Regions from separate parts of the Homo sapiens genome. Here region 1 is linked to region 2. The links are chromatin contacts, found by Hi-C or POLR2A ChIA-PET in ENCODE. All regions are on one chromosome and are shown on one strand. Each heading gives the region's core, a stretch centred on a gene start or an enhancer-like site at or near the end of the contact. The rest is flanking DNA. Distances are from core to core; before and after follow the strand shown. Region 1 has its middle 59 kb from the start of NCOR2. Region 2 has its middle 22 kb from the start of NCOR2.

The links. Hi-C counts contacts between places; a loop is a spot of excess contacts on that map. ChIA-PET counts read pairs that join two places held with the same protein, here RNA polymerase II (POLR2A). Pooled maps may share reads with other maps.
Region 1: a loop to region 2 is called in a map of psoas muscle, with 2.1 times the contacts of the local background. The contact joins two enhancer-like sites. A Hi-C loop is called at or near these places in 14 of 168 maps with a recorded cell type or tissue (CD14-positive monocyte, Caco-2, aorta and 7 more), 1 of 37 single-sample maps with no recorded cell type and 11 of 50 pooled maps. POLR2A ChIA-PET finds 5 or more read pairs at or near these places in 4 of 52 experiments (MCF 10A, OCI-LY7, PC-9 and 1 more).

What each region holds. Positions count from the first base shown.
Region 1 is chr12:124,624,988-124,627,687 of GRCh38, reverse strand. No RefSeq gene overlaps it. Among named protein-coding and RNA genes, the nearest start is that of NCOR2, 59 kb to the right of the region's middle. Within about 2 kb of position 1,252, at least 26 of the 41 ENCODE cell types and tissues checked have a DNase peak (open chromatin) inside an H3K27ac peak, as active enhancers do; they include CD14-positive monocyte, endothelial cell of umbilical vein, heart left ventricle and 1 more, where a contact is called at or near this core.
Region 2 is chr12:124,587,831-124,590,530 of GRCh38, reverse strand. No RefSeq gene overlaps it. Among named protein-coding and RNA genes, the nearest start is that of NCOR2, 22 kb to the right of the region's middle. Within about 2 kb of position 1,355, at least 9 of the 41 ENCODE cell types and tissues checked have a DNase peak (open chromatin) inside an H3K27ac peak, as active enhancers do; they include CD14-positive monocyte, endothelial cell of umbilical vein, heart left ventricle and 1 more, where a contact is called at or near this core.

The DNA of each region.
Region 1 (2,700 bases), core at 3-2,502, 37 kb before region 2:
TCTTAAAACCTATAGAACCCTACAACTCCAAGAGTGACCCCCAATGTAAACTAGGGACTATAGTTCATAGTGCTGTGTCAATATTGATTCCTTAATTGTAACAAGTGTACCACACGAATGCAAGATATGAATAACAGGGGAAACTGTGTACCGGGTTGGGGGGGTGGGAATTGAGTGTGTGTGCATGTGGAATTCTCTATACTGTCTACTCAATTTTTCTGTAAACAAAAAACTGTATTTTAAAAAGTCTATTTATTATTTTTTAAAATACAAAAACAAAAGTAAAAACCATTCTTGGCCTGCAGGTCCTACAAACCAGGCAACAGGCCAGATCTGGCCCCGGGAGGCCTGTATTTTGCTGAGCCCTGTGCAAAGGGAAGGAAGCCAGGCCTAGAGAGTTCACAGCACAGGATTCCATCAAGAGCAAACTCCTGAAAAGACAAAGCACCCCTCACATTGTCAGGCCAATCGATTGGCTGGGAAAGCAGCTTTGGGATGAGGGAAGAGTCCTCTGTGTCGATGGGGGTGATGGCTGCATGATACAGTTTCATCAGAAGTCCCATGGCTGGGTGCGGTGGCTCATGCCTGTGATTTCAATGCCTTGGGAGCCTGAGGTGGGAGGATTGCGTTAGCCCAAAAGTTTGAGACCAGCCTGGGCAACACAGCAAGATCCCATCTCTAAAAAAAAAAAAAATTTAAATTAGCTGAGTATGGTGGTGCACATCTGCACTGCCAGCTGCTTGGGAGGCTGGGAGGCTGAGGCGGGAGGATTGCTTTAGCTGAGGCGTTCGAGGCTGCAGTGAGTTATGATGGTGTCACTGTACTCCAGCCTGGGCCACAGCGTGAGACCCTGTCTCTAAAAACATATGTACTTAAGATTTTTAAAAAAGTCTTTGAATTGTATATTTAAAATGTCTACACTTCATTAAAACATGTCACAGGCTCCCACCCAACCCCCTACCCTGCTCCCGCCGACCAATTGTCAGCTTCTGGAGGTCCTGAGGTGAGGGCTCTGCCTGTGCCTTCCAGAGGAGAACAGAGGAGAGCTGTGTGCCCATCTACTGAGTGCATGAAATGAAATGAAGCCAGCAGGGCGGGGTGGATGGAACGGGGCTGGACCAGGCTCCCCCAGAGATTTCTGAGCTGGAACTTGCTGGATGAGTCAGGCACGTCAGGAGCAGAAGAGGAAAGGGCCAGGGCAAAGGCTGGGCTGGAGGAAAGGGCTGTGGCTTTGAGGAAGCAGCTGGGTGTGCCCCGGGGTGGGAAGGTCAGCGGGGCCTGGGCCCCTGGGGGTGGGGCCGTGTGTGGTCACAGACCTATTGTATTTAGTATCCACCCTGCAGGCTGGCTCTTACCCGCTGGCTGCTCGAGGTGGTGGCCTCTGGCCCTTGGGGGGTGCCGAGGTCGGAGGGAGCAGCCTCCAAGTCCAGGAGACAGGCTTTGGGGCAACCTGACCCCAGTGAAGGACTTGTCCCCACCCATCCCAGAGGAGGAGGAGTGTGGAGGGCAGAAGTTTGCCAACCGAGGCAAGAGCGGGTTCAGAAGCTTTCTGTAAAGGAGGGCATTTGGATGACGTGTGGATTTCCTATTGCTGCTGAACAAATCACCACAAACATAGAGGCTTAAAGCAACACAATATTGTTATCTCCCCGTTCTGGAGGGCAGAAGGTCCCAGTGGAGCTTATGGAGATGAGGTCAGGGCACTGGCAGGGCTGGTTCCTTCTGGAGGGTCCAGAGGAGGCTTCATTCCTTTCCTCTTGCAACTTCTAGAGGCTGCCACACTCCTTGGCTGGTGGCGGAATTGCCCTGACCTCTGTTTCCACCATCTCTTCTTCTTCTCTTCCACCTTCTCCTACTCTAACCCTCCTGCCTCCCTCTTATAAGATCTTTGCGATGACAATGGGCCCCTTGATCATCCAAGATAATCTCCCTATCGCAAAATCCATAACTTCATCCCCTCTGCAGGAGCCCCTTCACCATGGATTGAATTGTATTTCCCACCCCAAACTCACATCCTAAAGCTCTCACGCCCCAGTATCTCACAATGGGACTGTATTCGAGGACCGAGTCTCTAAAGAGGTGATTAGGTTAAAATGGGTTCGTTAGGTTGAGCCCTAATCCAATAGGCCTGGTGTCCTTTTTTTTTTTTTGAGTCAAGGTCTCACTCCATGGCCCAGCCTGGAGTGCAGTGGCACCATCAGAACTCACTGCAGCCTTGAACTCCTGGGTTCAAGCAATCCTCCTACCTCAGCCTCCTGAATAGCTGGGGACTATAAGCACACACTACCACATCTAATTTTAAAAAAAAATTTAAAGAGATGGGATCTTGCTATGTTATCCAGGCTAGTCTTGAACTTTTGGGCTCAAGTGATCCTCCCACTTCAGCCTCCCAAAGTGCTGGGATTACAGGCATGTGCCATCATGCCCTGCTTTGATGTCCTTATAAGAAGAGGAGATTAGGGCATGGCCATACCCAGAAAAGCCCGTGTGAAGACACAGGGAGAAGACAGCCATCTGCAAGCCAAGGAGAGAGGCCTTGGAGTGAACCAACCCTGCTGACACCTTGATCTTAGACCTCTAGACTCAGAAGGCGTTTCGGTTGTTTAGCATTCCCCGCCTGCTCTAACCCCAACCCCTGTCTGCGGTGCTTTGTCACGGTGGCCCTGGCAGTGCACTGCACCGTGGATGGTAACATGTTCT
Region 2 (2,700 bases), core at 106-2,605:
AAAGTGTGGTCTATCCATACGATGGGATATTTTTTAGCCATAACAAGGAATGAAGCCCCGATGCAAGCTACAACACAGATGAACCTTGAAAATATTATGCTAAACGAAGGAAGCCACATATAGAAAAACAAATATTCTATGAATCCATTTATACAAAATGTACAGAATAGACAAATCCATAGAGACAGAAAGTAGACTGGTGATTGCTGGGGGCTGGAGAGGGGCTGAGGGAGACATGGAGATGCTGCGTAACGGGTACAGGTTTCCTTCTTGAGTAATGAAAATGTTTTAGGCCGGGGTGCAGTGGCTTATGCCTGTAATCCCAGCACTTTGGGAGGCCGAGGCAGGTGGATGGCTTGAGGTCAGGAGATCGAGACTAGGCTAGACAACATGGTGAAACCCCGTCTCTACAAAAAATACAAAAATTAGCCTGGTGCGCTGGCATTCGCCTGTAGTCCTAGCTGCTCGGGAGACTGAGGCACGAAAATCACTTGAACTCGGAAGGTGGAGGTTGCAGTGAGCCAAGATCACACCACTGCACTCCAGCCCGGGCAACAGAGCGAGACTGTCTCAAAAAAAAAAGTTCTAAAACTAGATATGGCAATGGTTGTGAATGTACTAGATGTCACTAATGATAAATTTTATGTTATGTGTATTATACCACACATGTACACACAAAAAGGCAGTACATGTATGCATACAAACACATATATGTACATACATGTATGCATACAAACACATATATGTACATACATGTATCCCGTTATATGCACAAAATATCTCTGGAAGGAAAAATTGATGACTATGGCTGTCCTTGGTGATGGGAACTGGGAGCTGGAGATCAGGAAGGGAGACTTTGTTTATTGTATATTGTTTGGGTCTCTTGGGGCTGATTTTATCATATGCATGTATTACCTTAAAAATGGAATAAGGGCCAGGTGCAGTGGCTCACAGTTGTAATCCCAGCACTTTGGGAGGCCAGGATGGGAGGTTCACTTGAGCCCAAGGATTGCAGACCAGCCTGGGCATCATAGTGAGACCCTGTCTCTACAAAAAAAAATTTAAAATGAGCCAGGTATGGTAGCAGGTGCTGTGGTCCCAGTTATTTGGGAGGCTGAGGTGGGAGGATCACTCGAAACCCAGAAGGTCAAGGCTGCAGTGAGCTAGGATGGCACCACTGCACTGCACACCAGCCTGGGTGACTGAGAGAGCCACTGTCTCAAAAAAAAAAAAAAAAAAAGGAGTAAGTTCCCCAGGTGAATTTTAAAAGAATAACATAAGAAATTCAGGGGAAATCATGACATGTTCAAGACACGTCCCCTTTGCGGGCATGTGGATCATGTGGCCAGACAGCAGGAAAAGCACTGAGTCACTCGTCTTTGATGAAGCCCTGCCTTTGCCGCTGAGGACAAATGTTCTTTCCAATCCCACGGGAGGAAGAGACGTTCTAAAGAGAGAATTGAATTCATGGTTGGCCAGGAGACAGTGAAAGAGGACCCAGGAGAAATTGCTGGAAAGTAAGTAAAGCCTGAAGATGGGCAAGGGCCCCAATTTTCCAAAAGGGAAAATGATATGGATCCTGGAAACCCCAGATGGGGTATGTCTGACAGCAAGAGATCTTCGCAGAATTCTGGAACAGAGCATTACACAGATGGCTTGTGGCTGTTTAGAAGAAAATATGCTTATCACGAGAAGCTAACACAGGTTCACTAAACTACCCCATGCCGACTAATGTCAATTTCCTGTTTTCATGGGGAGACCACCCTGGTAGACCAGATGGCCACTTAGGACCCTGCCCTCCTGAAAGAGAAGTAGGATTGTGGTTTCAGTATCTTTAGAGTGGGAACTGTGATCAATTCTTCAATTATTTGCCTTGTGTTGCTAGCATCTGCATTATCCAGCAATATTACTCCTATCCCACATGTCTTAGGTAATTTCCCCTAATAATTGTTTGCCTATTTGTAGGCTGCTCAGACTTATCTTAATAACTTGTATTAACCAAGCATCTTTTGGTGGCAGGGGAAATGAATCCAATTCAAATAGTCTTAAGTAGAAATGTCTGGCAGTTTATGGTTTCAGGCATGGCTGGATCCAGGCGCTTAAATGACATCATTGGGAACCTGTATCCTGTTGTACGTTGGATCTGCTTTTCCTGGTGTTGGCTTCATTCTAGGGCTGGATTTCCTCAAATGGAGGAAAGATGGTCCCAACAGCTCTTAGATGACCTCTTATCACTTTGGTAACAGCAGAAAGGGGTCACCTCATGACTGATAGCTCAGTTGTCCGGGCCAACTCTGATCAGCCCAGCTGGATCTTATGGCCACCCTTGAGCCAGTCACTATGTTTCTGCTGGGTTGGGTCATATCCTCCATACAAGTCATGTCAGATATGATTTCATTTAGTGTGTGGGAGAGGAAATGTTCCCCATGGAAAACTGAGATGCTATTATCCGGAAAAGAAGGAATGGACACTGGCCAGGCCAAAACAAGCCTAATTTAATTTGATGAGATAGGCACACATTGTGCATGGGGGAGAGTCCCAAATGGCACCCCAAAGCCACAATGAATCTGCACCAAAATGTGCTGCACCCCCGATTAACACAGAAATGAGAGTTAACTCATGGATAGTACTAGGATCCATGATGACGAGATGGTGATTTTGGGAGATGTGTTTGTACATGAGGTCACACCTGGGCCACAC